2 separate regions of the Homo sapiens genome follow, and region 1 is linked to region 2. A link is an interaction called in ENCODE POLR2A ChIA-PET data of the cell type or tissue named here. Cell type or tissue: PC-9. All regions are shown on one strand. Each heading gives the region's core, and the rest is flanking DNA. Links, peaks and the distances in the headings are about the cores only. Region 1 holds the start of LOC105369370 (a long non-coding RNA gene). Region 2 has its middle 13 kb from the start of MYEOV.

What was found. ChIA-PET counts read pairs that join two places held together with the same protein. Peaks named below come from ENCODE experiments on the same cell type or tissue, not always from the same donor. Only the 100,000 strongest peaks of a DNase experiment are listed, where the experiment ranks them.
Region 1: POLR2A ChIA-PET joins it to region 2 with 6 read pairs; 7 of 35 experiments call an interaction of 5 or more read pairs at or near these places.

What each region holds. Positions count from the first base shown.
Region 1 is chr11:69,333,367-69,342,379 of GRCh38, reverse strand. LOC105369370 (a long non-coding RNA gene) reads right to left here and starts at 5,240. Exons shown (of 5, transcript XR_950269.4): 1 at 4,944-5,240; 2 at 702-870. RefSeq lists enhancers at 2,534-3,033, 3,034-3,535, 4,751-4,980. In PC-9, for the core only: no CTCF peak of the experiment used is centred there; a DNase peak (open chromatin) is centred at 4,379; H3K27ac peaks cover 2,723 bases.
Region 2 is chr11:69,276,181-69,285,193 of GRCh38, reverse strand. No RefSeq gene overlaps it. Among named protein-coding and RNA genes, the nearest start is that of MYEOV, 13 kb to the left of the region's middle. In PC-9, for the core only: a CTCF peak has its summit at 4,632; DNase peaks (open chromatin) are centred at 3,983 and 4,543; H3K4me3 peaks cover 1,533 bases; H3K27ac peaks cover 5,000 bases.

The sequences.
Region 1 (9,013 bases), core at 1,637-6,636, 57 kb before region 2:
AATGAATTTAGGGAGACATAATTCAATCTATAACAATGCCTAAGCCCCAGTGTCATTTCCCCAGAGCCTCCAGAACAGATCAGATGCAGGCACCACTCCCTTCCACTCCCCTGTCGTGGCCTCGCATCCCTCAAGGGCATACGTTCCCTGTCTGCTCCACCCCCACTTCCGGAGGCAAGTGTCCATCTGCCTTATAACCTCCGCCGACCCCATGCCTGTCACCAGCAGGTGCTCAACACATATTTGTCAAAAGACACATAACCAAGATTTTGGCCGGGCGTAGTGGCTCACGCCTGTAATCCCAGCACTTTGGGAGGCTGAGACGGGTGGATCATGAGGTTAGGAGATCGAGACCATCCTGGCTAACACGGTGAAACCCCGTCTCTAATAAAAAACAAAAAATTAGCCGGGCGTGGTGGCGGGTGCCTGTAGTCCCAGCTACTTGGGAGGCTGAGGCAGGAGAATGCCATGAACCCGGGAGGCAGAGCTTGCAGTGAGCCAAGATCGTGCCACTGCACTCCAGCCTGGGCAACAGAGCAAGACTCTGTCTCAAAAAAAAAAAAAAAAAAAGACACATAACCCTGTTGGAGCCATGCCCCTTGCGGTCCAGTCTCAGTGCTGTGGTTAAACACACACACACACAGAGTCTATGCATCAGCTAGGAATGCTTTCAATAACAAACAACAGATACCCCAACTAACCTTGCCATAAACAAATAGGAGTTTATTTTTTTCTCACACTCTGAGTCTGGAAGCAGGTGCTGCTGCTGTGGGTCCAGGGGCTGGCATCTCCGTGGTTCTCTTGACTGTCATTCCCACTGGTGCTTCACGGCTGCAAGGTGGCTGCCACAGCTCTGGGCATTGCCTCCACCTTCAAGGTAGGAAGGAAGAGGAAGGACAGTTTCAGGTATGTGTATCTTCTTTTTTAATCAGGAAAGAAAAAACAAAAACAAAACAAAACAAACAAACAAAAAACCTTTCCCAGAAGTTCCCAAAAGACTTGTGGGAAACGGACAGAATGGGTTACATGGCCACCCCCAGTGGTTGAAGAAGCTGCAAACAGCAGCGCTTGGCTCTTCTGTCCTCTGTAATGGGAGGTACTGGGCCTAAAAGAGTTGGGAATGTGATCGAGTTCACCAGCCAGCGGTGTGTCCCCTCCAGAACCTCAAAACTAATTTCAGAATGTCTCCAGCTATTACCTTGCACCTCTCAAACCCCATAATGGGCACACAGGGCCTATACCAATGTACTCCAGCAACAGGCATGGCCCTCACTAGCCTGCTTCCTGCTCTCCTTCTCCAACGTGCTTCTCCATCCCAAATCTGCATCCCAAAAGGCCCAAAACACCAAGGGGCAAGGACAGAAACTTCCTCCAGGAGGTGGGAGGAAGAAGAAGAGACCGAGGGTAAAGCCAGACCCCTGCAGGGGGAGGCAGAGGGAAGTCTGGGAGCCCTCTGCCATCTCAGTCCTAAGACAAATGAATGGGCAAATGCATAAATGAAACTTTACTGCATTTGTGCCTCAAAAAAAATCTGTGCACTCAATGAAAAGACCAGCTGGGGTGTGCTAGAAACAGAGCACCTGCTGCCGGGGTCTCATCCTGGCTCGTGGCGTGGCTTCAGGTGGCTCCTTCTCTGGGCCTCCATTTCCTTATCCGAGGATGGGGTAAAGGTTGGGTCATGGTTTCCTCATGGAGCATTGTCTCTGTGCCCACAGCATGTTAAACAGGAAAGAGTTATGTATGCACAGGTGTGTCCTACATATGGAGGGGAGGCTGTCATTGGAATCCCCTCACAGCCAATGCTGGGAAGAGCCCAAAGATGGCTGCCCTGAACTGAGAGCTTTCAGGGTGACTTTCTGACCTGCAGGGGAAGCCCTTCTAGGATGCTGGGCCATCTGTGCTTCCAGAAGTTTCCTTTGAAGCCATGAGAGATGTAGGCTCTGGGCAGGAGGCAGAGGCTCTAGGGAGCTTAGCTATGCAGCAGGACCCATCTTTCCACAGAGGGGACACTGTCGTCATCTCCTCCCATGTACCAGGCACTGTGTTCAACATGCCCCCAGTTTGGAGGAGCCCATCTGATATGGTTTGGCTCTGTGTCCCCACCCAGATCTCACCTTGAATTGTCATAATCCCCACATGTCGTGGGAGGGACCCAGTGGGAGGTCACTGATTCATGGGTTTTTTTCCCATGCTGTTCTCGTGATAATGAGTAAGTCACATGAGATCTGATGGTTTTTTAAAGGGGAGTTCCCCTGCAGACACTCTCTTGTCAGCCGCCATGTAAAATGTGCCTTTGCTCTTCCTTCGCCTTCTGCCATGATTATGAGACCTCCCCAGCCATGTGGAACTGTGAGTCCAGTAAACCTCTTTCCTTTATAAATTACCCAGTCTCAGGTCTGCCTTTACTAGCAGCATGAGAGCAGACTAATACGCCATCCTCTTCCCTAATGCCCTGTGGAGTCACACACTGGCCCATGGCCCTACACTTCATCCTTGCACCCCATGGAGAATGGCTTATTTTATAGGGGTGTCCACCTTTGGCTTGTATTTCTAGGTAGAGTTCAGTAAATTGATTAAAACACTCTGGGTCTCTTCCACTTTCAGCCGTGTTGGGGTAACTAGTGCTGGACGGGCCATCCCACTGCAAACACACATGATTGAACTGGACAGCATGTTTGAGACAACTCTGGGCGGGCAGTGAACAGCAAGCAGTGCATGACTTGATGCTGAGAGGCAGGGCGCTCAGGAGCCAGCCATGCCACCCCTGGAGACCATCTCCCCCCATGGCTCAGCAGGCAGGAGGCCTCACAGAGCAGAGTGGTCCCACTGAGCTCAAGAGGCAGAGACCAGAGTTCACAGTCCAGAAGCTTCTGGGAGCTATGAGGCAGGGCATCAGAGAGGCTCTGCTGTGGGGGAGGCAGGCGCAGAGGTACCATCAGGGGTCCCCCAGCCAGGAGTCCTCGGCTGAGTCCTGGGGAGGATGAGGCTACAGGAGGGGTGCCCAGCGTGGCTGCTGCAGAGTTAGGGAGGGAAGGAGATGCTGTGGTTCCAGTAAAGCGTGGGGTCAAGGGGGCTGCAGCCACCCAGTGTGCAGAGGTCTCCAGCACCTGGGCATCCAGCTGGGATGAAAGACACTCAGGAGCAAGACCCGCTTCAGACTCACCCCATCACAACCTATGTCAAGCCCTGATGAGATCTGTGGGGGAAGAGGGTGGGTGGTGGAGTCCAACCACGTCAGAGAGGCTTGGGGAGCACCCTGGGCTCCCACAAACCCACGCGGCAAAGTATAAAGCCAAGTACGTGCAAGTTCAGGGTGAGCAGAAAAATCCCAACGCTCCTCAGAGGGGGAAAAGGAATAGAGGTTCCACCACACATCACCCACAAGGTGGGTGCACAACAAAAACATTCCTAGGTATTAAAAGAAAAAACACAGATGGGAAAATGTGACCCACAGTAGAGAAGAAAGCAGTCAAGAAAAACACCCCAAGATAATTCATGGGCCAATAAGGAAATCACAAGGACACAGAGAGTATTCACCACAAAATTTAAAAAATTGATCCATTGACTTCATCAAAATTAAAACCCTCTGCACTTCAAAAAACACGGCAAAATCACAGACTGTGAGAGAATATTTACAACGCACAGCTCCAACAAAAGTTTGCATTCAGAATATTTAAAGGACTCTCGGCTGGGCGTGGTGGCTCACACCTGTAATCCCAGCACTTTGGGAGGTCGAGGAGGGTGGATCACCTGAGATCAGGAGTTTGAGACCAGCCTGGCCAACATGGCAAAACCCTGTCTCTACTAAAAATACAAAACAAATTAGCCCAGCAGGGTGGCGGGTGCCTGTAGTCCCAGCTACTCATCAGGAGGCTGAGGCAGGAGAATCACTTGAACCCGGGAGGTAGAGGTTGCAGTGAGCCGAGATCGCGCCATTGCACTCCAGCCTGGGCAACAGAGTAAGACTCTGTCTCAAAAAAAAAAAAAAAAAAAAAAAAAAAAAAGGCTGGGCGCGGTGGCTCACACCTGTAATCCCAGCACTTTGGGAGGCCAAGGCGGGCAGATCACAGGGTCAGAAGTTCGAGACCAGCCTGGTCAATATGGTAAAAAACCCTGTCTCTAATAAAAATACAAAAATTAGCTGGGCATGGTGGTGGGCGCCTGTAGTCCCAGCTACTCAGGAGGCTGAGGCAGGAGAATCGCTTGAACCCAGGAGGCAGAGGTTGCAGTGAGCTGAGATCGTGCCACTGAGCACACTACGCACAGCCTCACGCAGTCACTGGGGTCGTGCTGAGCCAGGAGGACAAAGGAGAGCCCAGGCTGCATAGAACTCTGTTTGTACAGCATTCTGTGACACATAAATTCACACAGTAGCTACAGGAAGAAGCTCTGGTGTTACCTGCAGTGGGGAGTGGCTGACTGATTGCAAAAGAGGCGTGCAGAAACTTTCTGAAAGTGTTTTATCTCTTGGTAAAAGTGACAGTCTCAAAAAAAAAAAAGGATGTCTAAAGGACTCTCATAACACAATCACAGATAACTCAGTAAATATATGGACAATGGGTGTGAATGTATGCTTCACAGAAGGAAATACCTAACTGGCTAATAAACTCATGAAAAGGTGCTCATCAGCATTGGTAATCATGGAAATACAGATTAAACCCAGTGAGATGCCACTCCATGCCCACTAAAGCACATCAGATGAGATGGGCCACCCCCGGCACTGGCAAGGATGGAGAACATCTGAGTTGTCATGCACTGACGGTGGCCATGGAAAGGTGTACAGCCATTCTGCAGTAATTTGGCAGTTTCTTACAAAGTTAAATATACTTTTACCATACAACCCACTCCTAGGTGCTTTCCCAAGAGAAATAGCATCTGCCCACGAAAAGAGTCATACACAAATATTTATAGCAGCAGGAAGTGGAAATAAGCCCACTGCTTACCACTGCTCATCACTGTGTGAGTGGATAAACACCATGAAAAGGGGCAGGCTGCAGATACGTACAGCCTCATGCAGTCACTGGGGCCATGCTGAGCCAGGTGGACAAAGAGCCCGGGCTGCATAGAACTCTGTTTGTACAGCATTCTGTGACACGTAAATTCACACAGTAGCTACAGGAAGCAGCTCTGTTGTTACCTGAAGTGGGGAGTGGCTGACTGATTGCAAAGAGGCGTGCAGAAACTTTCTGAAAGTGTTTTATCTCTTGGTAAAAGTGGCAGTGACCCAACTGTGTACATTTGTCAACTCACTGAATTGCAGGCTTAAATTAGTGAATTTTATTGTATACAAATTATACCTCCGCAAAGTAGATTTTAAAAAATCAGTGTGTTGGAAGGCCGAGGCAGGTGGATCACCTGAGGTTAGGAGTTCAAGACCAGCCTGACCAACATAGAGAATCCCCGTCTTTACTAAAAATACAAAAAATTAGCTGGGTGTGGTGGCAGGTGCCTATAATCCCAGCTACTCAGGAGGCTGAGGCAGGAGAATCACTTGAACCTGGGAGGCAGAGGTTGCAGTGAGCCAAGATCACACCATTGCACTCTAGCCTGGGCAACAAAGCAAGACTCCATCTCAAAATAAAAATAAAATAATAAATAAATAAATAAAAATAAAAATAAGTCATTGTGGCCGGGCACAGTGGCTCACACATGTAATCGCAGCACTTTGGGAGGCCAAGGCAGGAGGATTGTTTGAGCCCAGAGGTTGAGACCAGCCTGGGCAGCATTGTCAAACTCCATCTCTACAAAAAATACAAAAATTAGCTGGGTGTGGTGGCACATGCCTGTGGTCCCAGCTACTTGGAAGGCTGAGGTGGGAGGATCGCTTGAGCCTGGGAGGTCAAGGCTGCAGTGAGCTGAGATCGCACGCCTGGACTCCAGCCTGGGTGACAGAGTGAGACCCTGTCTCACAAAGAAAGATCATTGAGCTTCACTCTTAAAAGATGTACAATGTATTGAACGTAAATTGTTCCTCTGTAAAAACTGATATTTTTTTTAAAGTCCTAGGCATGGGGCTTGATATCTTGCCTTCCCTCTCTGCCCCAGGCTAGATAACGTAACATATAGCTAAGTTCGTGTGCCCAAATCTAGACATCCCTCAGTGGGCTTGGCCAGGGCTGGATTCCAGGTACGAGTAGACAGGGCCATCATTAGCCCAGCATGACTCAGCATTCGGAAGCTACATTGCCTGGCAGTTTTGCTGTGGTATAAACCACCGCACCTCTCAGAGGTGTATAGCAGTGAAGGTTTATGTCCCCTGCACTTTGCATGGGAGCCACGAGTCTGCCCACAGCTTGCGTGCCAGGGCTCATGCTGAAGGCACAGCTCCTGGTGGCACATGCTCTTCTCACGTCAACCTCAATGGCACTTAGCGCTTGCACTCAGACCAAGGGTCAATGTTGTCCTCTCATCTTCCATTGACCAAAGCAAGCAGGTGGTACTCCCCAGCAGCACAGGGACAGGAATGGAGGCGCTTTCTGCAGGCGGCACTGCCAAGCCACATGGCGTTGGTGGGGACATCCCATTCTCTTAAGGGAGGAGACAGTCATTGTTGGGAAAAGAAACACAATCTGCCACATCTTCCAATCAGCTTTGGCAAGTCATGACACTGACACACTTTGCTCTTTTCTCTGCGTAGCTCCCGTGTCACTCCCTCCATGGGGTGGGACAGAGCAAGGTAGAAGAGTGAGGAGCTGTCCCCGTCCCCTGCTTGTGAACCCCAAGGCTGCATTCTATCGCACAGGTTCTCCGACTGCATTCCTAGCCCTGGGTCCTTGCAGGCAGGAAGGGGGTGGCCCTGTGTGGGGAAGGTGGGGAGTCCACCGGTCCCAGCAGCCGTGTTTCCATCACCTCTGTGTGTTAGGAGATTCCTCACCAGATTCTGATGAAAAGGAAGTCTCTGCCACTGAAAGACACATTTACAAACAGCTGTATGGTCTCATTCAGTTTCCGCAGCCCTGAGGAGCAGGAACTATCATGTCCATCTCCTGGATGAAGAGCTCCAGAGAGATCAAATGACTCATCCAGGGGTGCCCCACTGGCATTGAATGGGGGGTCAAAATGTCAACCCAGGTGTGTCCACCGAGGCTCTTTGCCCCACATCAAGGCATCCCTGGGCACAGGCCACGCTGTGGGGCACTGACTGCCAGCCTCCCAAAGGTGTCCACACACTGATGCCCGGAACTGTGCACATGCAATCAGGGTCGTGCATATGCAAACAGATTCATGCATATGCAAACAGGGTCATGCATACGCAAACAGAGCTGTGCATATGCACACAGGGCTGTGCGGATGTGAGTAAGGAAATGATCCCGAGCTGGATTATCCAAGTGGGCTCTAAATTGAATCTCAGGGTCCTTAGAGAGGAGGCAGGGAGGACAGACAGAAGCAAAGTGCTGTTACAACAGAAGCCGATGGGTGAAATGATTGTGGTGTGTGGTGAAGCTATGCTGTTGTTTTGAACATGAAGGAAGGGGCCACAATCCAATGAACACAAGTGGCCTCTAGAAGCTGGAAAGGGCCCCCAGTGGATTTCCCTCCTGAGCCTCCAGAAAAACCAGCCCTGCTGACTCCTTGATTTTAGCCCAGGGAGACTGATTTCAGACATTTGACCTCCAGAATGTATGGGAATAAATTTGCATTGTTAGAAGCTACTTCATTTGTGCTAATTTGTGACCGTAGCCACAGGAAGCTAATACACACACCAAGCAGTGACAACCTCTCTCTAGGGCATAGAACTTTTCACTGTACCAAGCATATCCTCTATGGCATTAGACTCTCACAACCCAAGCTGAAGACACTGAGCTTGGAGAGGGGAAGGGACCTGCCTAAAGTCACACAGCCACTGAAGGTGGCACCAGGACTGGGCCCAGGTCTTAGGTTCAATGGCTGCAGTACAAAGACCTTGAGCATTAGACCAGGGTTGGCGAGGAATGTAGCAGGGGCTGGTGAGCACCAGTTGCCTTTTCTCCTGTCCAGCCTCTCTTCCCAATATGCCTGGAGCTGTCTCTCAACCTCTCCAGCTTGGGGGTGTAGTTTTCCTTAGATTCACTAATCTACCCCATATGCATCCAACAAATGCCCCCTTTGCCTAGGTCAGCTGGAGTTGGTTTCTGTTCCCTGGACACAAAGAACCACAATTGAATCCCATGGTCACCCCAGGGTATGGGGGAACTTGGGGCCTCTCCCACTGTAGCCAATCACCTTTCCCACCCCATCTCAGCTTCCTGAATCATAGGGTGAATAGTTAAGCAACCACCAATTGGGCTTCCCACCTACACTAATCCCAGAGGCCTGGTGGGTTTATCCAGCCCGTATCAGGTGTCCTGGGAAGGCTTGCTCTGTGGCCTCATAGCTGTCCCATGACAAATTTATTAAATGCTCTGGCAGGACAGACTCTCATGGGGATAGACATCTGGCTGCAGATTGGACTGGCAAATGGACAAATGGACAAAGGGACCAGAAAGACTTCACGATGTGAGACTTTAAGCTTTGGCCCAGGGCAAGAGAGGGGGCCAAACAGAAAGGAGGTGTGGGGCAGAGAATCAGAGAAGCTGGTGTTTCCTCAGTGCCCACACAGACCTGCCAAAGTTCTAGTGCTTTAGTGCATTGTAGCTGTCTTTATAGCCAGCCTGACAGGATCCCCATTATACAAATGGACAGACAAAGGCTCAGGTGATGCTTTCTCACCCAAGTCACACACAGCCAATTAGTGGTGGGCTCAGAATTTTAAGTCATGTCTTTCCAATCTCAAAGCTCATGCTTTTTTCATAGCATCACACCTTGAGAAGCCACGAGGTTGCTGCCAGGGCTGAATCTGGCTCGTGGCATTCAGGCCAATTCAGTAAGTGCATATGGAGCACCAGCTGTGGACAAGGGGCTGTGAAAGACTCAAGGGAGAGTCCTGTGGTTTTGAGCTCTGCCCTCAAGTAGGTGACCATCTGATGGGGCAGACAGAAAAGACATGCCCTGCTTCTGCAAGAAGAGTGTGGCCCAGGCAAAGGATGCCTGTACA
Region 2 (9,013 bases), core at 1,721-6,720:
AGGCATCGTGTACAGAATGGGCGACAACAGGTGAGGATGGAGGCAGGGAAACACCCAGGCCTCCAGGGCAATCTCACTAGGCTCAGCATGAGCCGTGCCCACCTCCTTGAGGAAGAAGCCCCTGAGCCTTGCGCCAGACAGGATTCGTGTCCCAGCACTCGTCCCTCCCAAGACTCACTCAGGTGGTGGCCTAACTAAAATGCCATCATCTGAGTAAGTCAGGTGGAAGGATTTGAGAGACCCCTCAGAGGGAAGATCCACCCCTGGTCTTGGGTGATGAACTGGGTCCATGTGTGTGGGTGCAGGAGAGGAGGGTGGGGAGGTCCTGGACTGAGCACCTGGGTAGACAATGGCCATTTGCTGAGGGGGGAAGCAAAGACAGGAATGAGGGGCAGTGAAGCTGAAACCAAGAGCCCAAGGGGGGAATGCCAGGTGCGTGGTGCCCACGAGCCACCCACGTGAGGATGCAGGTAGAGGTCAGCTGTCCGGAGCTCAGGGGACTGGGCTTACTGGAGATTTGGAAGGAACCCTTTCAAGAAGCTCCCCACCATGGAAAGACAAATTCTCCATCTCTATATGTATTAGAGGAATAAAGCCACAAAAGCTCAAGGGGTACTTAGCTCCATGGAAAGGGTGGAAACCATCATTATCCCAATTTTCCAGATGGGGAAACTGAGGCACAGAGAAGCTCAGCAAGGTCCCCAAGGCCACCTAAGTAGCCAGTGGCAGACGTGAGATTTTAATCCAGGCCCTCTGCCCCTGCAGCCCATGTTGTCACATCAGATGACTTGTCTGGGGTCACGCAGTCTTGGCTGAGCACAAAGCTGGCTCTCCTGACTCCAACTGCAGTGCTCTTTCCTCGCCCTTGCCTCAGCAGATAGTTGGAATTCCAGAGCCTGTAGCCACCAGAGAAGTTATCAGCGCATAGCTGAAATTACACCTTGCGAATTTGGATCTAAATCTTCCCCGGCTGTGGTTTTCACCCAGCATTCCTGGGCATAAGACGTCTCAGCTTGGCCCCAGGGGCTTATCGATGGAATTACCAGGTACCAGGAATGTGGGACCCAGGATCCTTATCCCAGAGGATGAGTGGTAAAGTATCCTGTGCCGCCATGTTGAAACTAAGGCAACCACCACCACCCCAGTCTCCTGCGGAGTGGCAGACCAGGGTCAGGCTTGGGTCACACAAACAGGTGTCATTGCTTTGGGACAAGCCAGGGAGCCAGGGGACGAGCCAGGGAGCTTCTGCATCCCCCATGCATCCCACTGTTTCTGAGCACGGTCACCAGGCTTGAAGCCTATGGCAGCCCCATGAATGGGTCTCCATCCCGATGTTATAGACTAGGAAGCGGAGACTGGAGGAGAACAAGCCACCTGCCTGGGCCCCCCACCCAAGGAATGGCAGAACCAGAACACAAACCCCAGGGGCTGGACTTGCATCATTTCTTCCACAACTACATCTTGCATCAGGCTTACTCAGAGCCGGGTTCCAAGACAGGGGCTGGAAACAGACAAACACGAGTTCATACCTGCCCTCAAACATCTCACAGTGGGAGGGAAGGGAACACTGGGGGACACACCATTCACTACGGACGTGGTTGTGCCTTCGAAAGGAAGGAGAGTCCAACACACGCTATGACGTTGAGCTGAGAGGAATAAGCCAGTCCCGGCAGGACAGGTACTGCAGGATCCCGCTAACAGGAGGTCCCTGGAGTGGTCAGATTCATGGAGACAGAAGGCAGAATGGGAGGTGCCAGGGGCTAAGGAAGGAGGAAGAAGGAGTTAACGTTTAACGGGTAGAGTTCTAGTTTGGAAGATGAGAAAGTTCTAGAGATGAATGGTAATGATGATTGTACAAGCATCCTGATGGGTGAATGTACTTTAATGCCACAGAACCATACACTAATAAATGATTAAAATGGTGAATATTATATTATGCGTATTTTACCATGATTAATTTCTTTTTTTTTTGAGATGGAGCCTCACTCTGTCACCCAGGTTGGAGTGCAGTGGCAGGATCTCAGCTTACTGCAGCCTCTGCCTCCCAGGTTCAAGTGATTCTCCTGCCTCAGCCTCCCAAGTAGCTGGGATTACAGTGCATGTCACCACGCCCAGGCAATTTGCGTATTTTTAGTAGAGACAGGATTTCACCATGTTGGCCAGGCTGGTCTCGAACTCCTGACCTCAAGTGATCAGCCCACCTTGGCCTCCCAAAGAGCTGGGATTACAGGTGTGAGCCACCACACCCAGCAAAATTGTTAATTGAAAAAAAAAAAAGAAACTGTTCACTTCATTCACTGGTTCTACAGCAGTGACCTAAAGCCCACTGTGCTCCCTTAAGCACTGTGCTGAGCCCTGGGCTGGGTGAGTGCATGAGGTTGTGTGTGTGATTGTGTGAGTGTGTGTGTGGGCATGCATGTGCGAGAGAGTGTGCACATCAGGGCATGAGAGGCATGTAAAAAAGTGTCCTGCTGGTGGGGTGTGGACGCCCAGGCAGGAAAGCCCGGGCCCACACAGGCAAACGTGGCTGCAACAGAAATAATTGCAGCATAATCATGTGGCCTTCAGGAAGCCAGGCTCAGTGCAGGGCACCTGATGCACACACCATTTAGTTCTCAGCACAGCTCTCTCAGGGAGCTATTATTAATACTATCCTGTCCAACAGAGAAGGAAACTGAGGCTCCCAGGGGGTCACCTGATCCAGGCTACTCAACTACTAAGACAAAGAGCAGGATTCCCACCTCATACATTGGTGATCTGTTGCTCATCCCAAATGACCCCAAACTCAGCAGCTGAAAGCCATACACATTAATTACCTCTTGCAGTTCCTGTGGGCCAGGGATCTGGGAGTGGCTTAGCCGGGTGATTCCGGCTCAGGGTCTCTCAGGAGGTCACAGTCTCAACTCTCAGTTGGCCAGGGCTGCAGTTTTATCTGATGGCTCAACTGGGGCTAAGGGATCCACTTCCAAGATGGCACACTCATACAGCTGTGGGTGGGAGACCTCAGTTCCTAGCTACGTGGACTTTTCTAGTGGGCTGCTTGAGGGTCCTCACAACATGATGGACATCATAATTGAAAAAAGAAAGACAGAAGCCACAGGCCTTTTATGATATGGCCTAGAGAGTCAAACTCCATCCTTTCCACAATATCCTGTCGGTTACAAGCTCAGTCTTATTCAGGATGGGAGGAAGCTACACAAGGATGTGAATAGCAAGAGGTGAGGATCAGTAGATGCCATTTTGAGTCAGCTACCACACCTAGTGTCATCCAAATCTCCTGCCAGGAGTCTGTCTTCTGCTACAAGACCAGAGGTCACTCACACAGAGTTGTTGGCATCAAAAGCCTCCAGAGACTGGGATTTGGTTGCTCTGGAAGAGAGGGGCAGGCCAGGCGGGAGTTCTGTACTGAAAGGAGACAGAAGTGGTACCCGGTCTGAGCCTGGGTCTCAACTGAGAAGCTCACATTAAGCCATAATCACATTTTGGAAACATTATGGGTGTGCGGGCATGGGAGGCATCCTTCTCAGACACATGCCAGCTCAGAAACACACCAGGGACCTGGGGGTGGGTGACCAGGTGAATGGCAGCACTTCTGATTGTGGCAGCAAGAGCTGGATGTTGGTGTCAGATAGACTTGAAATGTGTCCACTGGGTGTGACATTGAGTAAGTTTCCCACATCCACTCTGACCCTCAGTCTCCTCCTCTGAAATGGGATATTGTTTCTCCCACACAAGAGAGGGAATAAAGCCACACGTATCAAGGAGCCTGGAACACACCAGAGCCTTGGGTTCAGGCTCTGAACCCAAGCAAGAAGCAGAAACAGCCATGGCTCAGACCAGGCTATGCTCTGCCACATCGTGACTATGGCAAGCAGTTGGCATGGTCAGACACACTGCACCAGTGAAACATGACTGTCCTTGTCCCAGTTCAGCCAGAAGGACTCTTTCACTCCCACAGACACAGATTAGTCAGACTGACTAGTCGCTCCCTCCTGGGTGTGCCTGGGTGAAAGGGCCAACACCGCTTGTGGTTACTGGAATGCCCCATTAATGAGAAATGATCCGAACAAATATTTCACACCTCTTTTTTCACATTCCAATGGGAAAATAACATGGAGCACGGCGTGTTCCCCTCAAGGATAGCTGACAAAGGAAAAGGCCCTTCCTTTATCTCCACTGGGAGTTTTGTTTTCCTTTTATCTAAAAGGGGTTATCAGTGCTGCTCAAATAAAGAAGAAATGTGTGATTGAAAATGGGTGGAGGATATGCTATTTAGAAAAAAGAAAGCCTGAACAAATGAAAAATTGTATAAAGAGATTGTTTTTCATCAATTTGGCATTCCTTAATTACAGGCTAAATAAACCTCTCACCCTCAGTACAATCAGACATAATTAATGCAGTCTCTGTAACTGATCATTAATTATATCAGTAACACATATTATTTATTGCATGCATTTCATTGTTACAGTGACTCAGCGAAGAGGTGCTGGTAATACAGTTCACACTCTAGGAGGCATAGAAAAGCCAGTTAACTCATCCAAGCTCATGCAGCTAATAAACCGCAGACCCATGATTCAAGTCTGGCAGAGGTCTGACTCCAAAGCTCATGCTTCCCCACCCAAACACCATTCTATCTCCAAGGAAAGGAAGAACAGGTGTCTCTGGCTGAACAGTTGCAAAGCCAAGACTGAAAGGATTTATTTTTAAACAGCTTGACTTTTGTCACTTCACCCAAAATCAATACCAGCCTTGCTTTGTGTCCCTTCTGCAACTTGAGGTCTGACACTAGGAATTGGGGGTAGTGATGGATGCGCAGTACATCAGTGGGTGGGTAGAGGGGCAAAAAAATGGGCTCCTGAAGATTAAGTGGATGGACAGACAAGAAATAGATGATGCTGGGCAGGTGAACAGATAGACTGGCGGTGAGATGAAGGATGGATGCTGCATGCATGGGTGCCTGGCGGGTAAGGTGATGGTAGATGAATGAGTGTGGATGGATTGATATGGATGCTGCATGCATGGGTGTTGGGCAGGTAAAGTGATGAACGGACGGGTGAGTGTGGATGGATTGATGGTGGATACTGCATGCATGGGTGGCTGGTGGGTAAGGTGATGGTAGATGAGTAAGTGTGGATGGGTTGATGGTGGATGCTGCATGCATGGATGGCTGGTGGATAACATGGTGGCATGAATGAGTGACTCTGAAGGAACTGATGGTGGATGCTGCATGCATGGGTGACTGGTGGGTAATGTGATGGTAGATGAATGAGTGTGGATGGATTGATGGTGGATGCTGTGTGCATGGATGGCTGGTGGATAACATGGTGGCATGAATGAGTGACTCTGAAGGAACTGATGGTGGATGCTGCATGCATGGGTGACTGGTGGGTAATGTGATGGTAGATGAATGAGTGTGGATGGATTGATGGTGGATGCTGTGTGCATGGATGGCTGGTGGATAACATGGTGGCATGAATGAGTGACTCTGAAGGGACCCATGGTGGATGCTGCATGCATGGGTGGCTGGTGGGTAAGGTGATGCATGGATGGGTGAGTGTGGATGGATTGATGGTGGATGTTGCATGCATGGATGGCTAGTGGATAACATGATGGCATGGATGGGTGAGTGTGGATGGATTGATGGTGGATGCTGCATGCATGGGTGGCTGGTGAGTAAGGTGATGGATGGGTGGGTGAATGTGGATAGATTAAAGGTGGATGCTGCATGCATGGGTGGCTGGTGTGTAAGTGATGGATGGATGGGTGTGTGTTGATGGATTAATGGTGGATATTGCATGCATGGGTGGCTGGTGGGTAAGGGGATGGATGGATAAGTGAGTGTGAATAGATTGATGGTGGATGTTGCATGCATGGATGGCTGGTGGGTAACATGATGGCATGGATAGGTGAATGTGGATGGATTAATGGTGGATGCTGCATGCATGGGTGGCTGATGGGTAACACGATGGCATGGATGGGTGCGTATGGATGGATTGATGGTGGATGCTGTGTGCATGGGTGGCTGGTGGGTAAGGTGATGTATGGATAAGTGTAGATAGATTGATGGTGGATGTTGCATGCATGGGTAGCTGGTGGGTAAGTTGATGGATGGATGGGTGTGTGTGGATGGATTGATGGTGGATGCTGTGTGCATGTGTGGCTGGTGGGTAAGGTGATGGATGGATAAGTGAGTATAGATAGATTGATGGTAGATGTTGGCTAGAAGGACAGATCAATGGATTGTTAGGGGTCAAGGTGGGCAGTAGAATAAATGAGTGGGTAGGGCCAGTCCATCCTCAGGACACAAGAATCAAGCCCCTGACTGTGGGCCTGACTCCCCATTCCTCTGCAATTATCCCATGGGGTCTGGGAGATTGGCGAGGGCAGGACTTGGTCAGATACGTACCTGAGAGGACAGGCGATTCCTGAGCACTTGCTGCCTGGAAGTCTAGAATCTGAGAGGTGGCAGGGCTATAGAGACCACACTAGTTTTTTGGCAGGACCCCAGAGTGGGAGAGCCTGGCCGGCAAGCACAGGTAACACCAGGGCCCTCCACTCTGACCCTCACTTGGGCTCTGGTGGCTGAAGCCTGCCCCACACTCCAGCCTGAGCTGAACTACCCCTAGACCTGGCTGACTTAACCTCTCCAAGCCTTAGATTTCTAAATGAAGATCATAATATTAATTTAGGAAGATCATTTTAAGGATTCAGTAACATGATGTTTGCAAAATGCATGGCACAGAGTAGGTGCCCCGCAGGTGTGTCCCCAGGGCCTGGGACTCCAGACTCACCTGTGGGTGCCTGAGGCCTCACCCTCCCCCACAGCCCCGGCCTCCGGGAGGTAACTGCAAAAGCTCCAGGCGAGAGGCCCTGGGACCGTGGGAACTTCCTACAGCATGTTTGTCTTGGGCTGCCTGGGAGGGGCTGCCACCTCCGTCAGCTCCAGCAGGAGCTCCTGCCAGGTCACCCAGTGTGAAAAGAAGGAATTGTTCCCGGGACCTTTGCTTCCCTTGTCAAAGGTGACTTGAGCCTGAGATACAAGCACAGCCCCTCTTCCCTAAAGGCCAGGCCAGTCCCAGTTCCGTCCACACTCCCAAAGGGGTTGAAGGAGTCGTCTGTGCTGGGGGAACCCACAATGTCTTCCCTGCCAGCAGGTGTGAGGCTTTGCAGCCGTGAGTCCCCACCCATGAGCCAGCAGCTGGCTAGGGCTCCTCCAGGGTCCCACTAATTCCCACCACTTACCCGGTTCTCATTCCCCTTTGTGCCCCACAATACCCAGCACGGAACCCAACCCAGGGTCAGGGGCTCAGACACTTGGCTGAATCGAACTCCCCAGCCCAGGTGAGACCCCCACCCACCCATCCAGAACAGGGCACCTTCCCCTCCTCCCACCTGTCCTCTACCCTGCCCCCGGAGGGTGTCCCCTGTGCTGGTCTCTGGAGGTGGGCCGCAAGTCTCTATGCAGTTGGACACTTTCCTCACCAAGTTCTTGTCACTCTGCCTCAGCCTCCTCCACCCCAGTCACATGACTGAGGGTCAAGGTCTGCCCTCTCCCAGCCCACTGCCTACTGCCCACCTGCCCTGCATCAACCGGCTGGCAGCCCCAGGGTGTAACCTTCTGGCAACTGTGGAGCCTTCTGGAGACCAGCCATGTGGTGCTCGCTGCAGGCAGCACAGCTGGGGTTAAGGGCAGCCTCGGATCACAGAGGTTCCATTTCCGATTTTCCAGAAGTTGCCGATTATTAATGATCATTGTTCTTTCCTTCTGGGGCATAACAAAGCAGATTCAACTGACAACGGAACAGCAGCAGGTCAAGATTCCCACAGTATGAAATGTCAGCCTCTGGCGGCAATGACATTCACCCAGGGGCACTAAAAATAGACGTAAAAACAGAAGCATGCAGCCTCCGGAGGCTGGAGAGGCCAGGTGAGCTCAGGACTGAAATGACACTTGCAGTGACATCTATGGCCCATGGCAAAGCTGGGCTTTTCCTACTTCCTTTTTTTAAAAATTTTTTTCTTGAGAGAAAAAAAGAAAGTGAACTTGAGAAGGGTCAGCCCAGAAGGACTTTGCTTTTTTAAGTCTGATTTTACGTGCAAAATTCAGGTAGAAAGAAAAACTGCCATGAGATATGAGCATGGGGGGCATCAAGTTGGGCTAAATTCACCACTGCTTAGCCCAGAGAGGCGCAGAGGCTGCTTATTATGCTTCCCAGCTCCTCACTGACCCAGAATTGGCTATGGGACCTGGCTGAGGTCAGCACAGACCAACAGAACTCTTCTGACAATAGAAATGCTCTGTACCTGCTCCGTCCCATCTGGTACCCAATAGCTATAGTAGCACTTGAAATGTGGCTGTAGGCTGGGCACGGTAGCTCACATCTGTGGCCCCAGCTACTCAGGGGGCTGAGGTGGGAGGATAGCTTCAGACCAGGGGTTCAAGACCAGCCTGAGCAACATAGTGAGACCCCAACTCTACAAAAAATAAACAATTATCTGTTCTTGGTGATGCCCACCTCTAGTCTGGGCTACTTGAGAGGCAGAAGCTGGAGGGTCGCCTGAGCCCAGAAGTTCAGTGTTACAATGAGCTATAATGATTGCACCACTGCAATCCAGCCTGGGTGACAGGGTGAGACCCTATCTCTAAATTTAAAAAAGAAAGACCGAAACGATGTGACTCTGGCAATTGAGCAACTGAATTGTTAATTTTATTTAATTTTAATTGATTTAGATTTAAAGAGCCATATTTAAATGATGGCTAGTGTCTACTGTACTAGACCACACAGTTTTAGGCTCTGGGGAAAGAGAGCTGCAATTGATTAGCAATGTCTGCCAGGGACGCAGGCTGGGAAGATAAGGCACAAATGCCATATTACAGAAGGACCAGAGATCCAGTGTGATCTGGGTCACCTGAGACCTAAATCAGTGATTCTGGTGCCTGCACAGTTTCAGCATTCAGGAGGAAAAGTGTCTGTGAAGTTTAGTGTCACCCCCTACTCTTCAGTCTCATGGT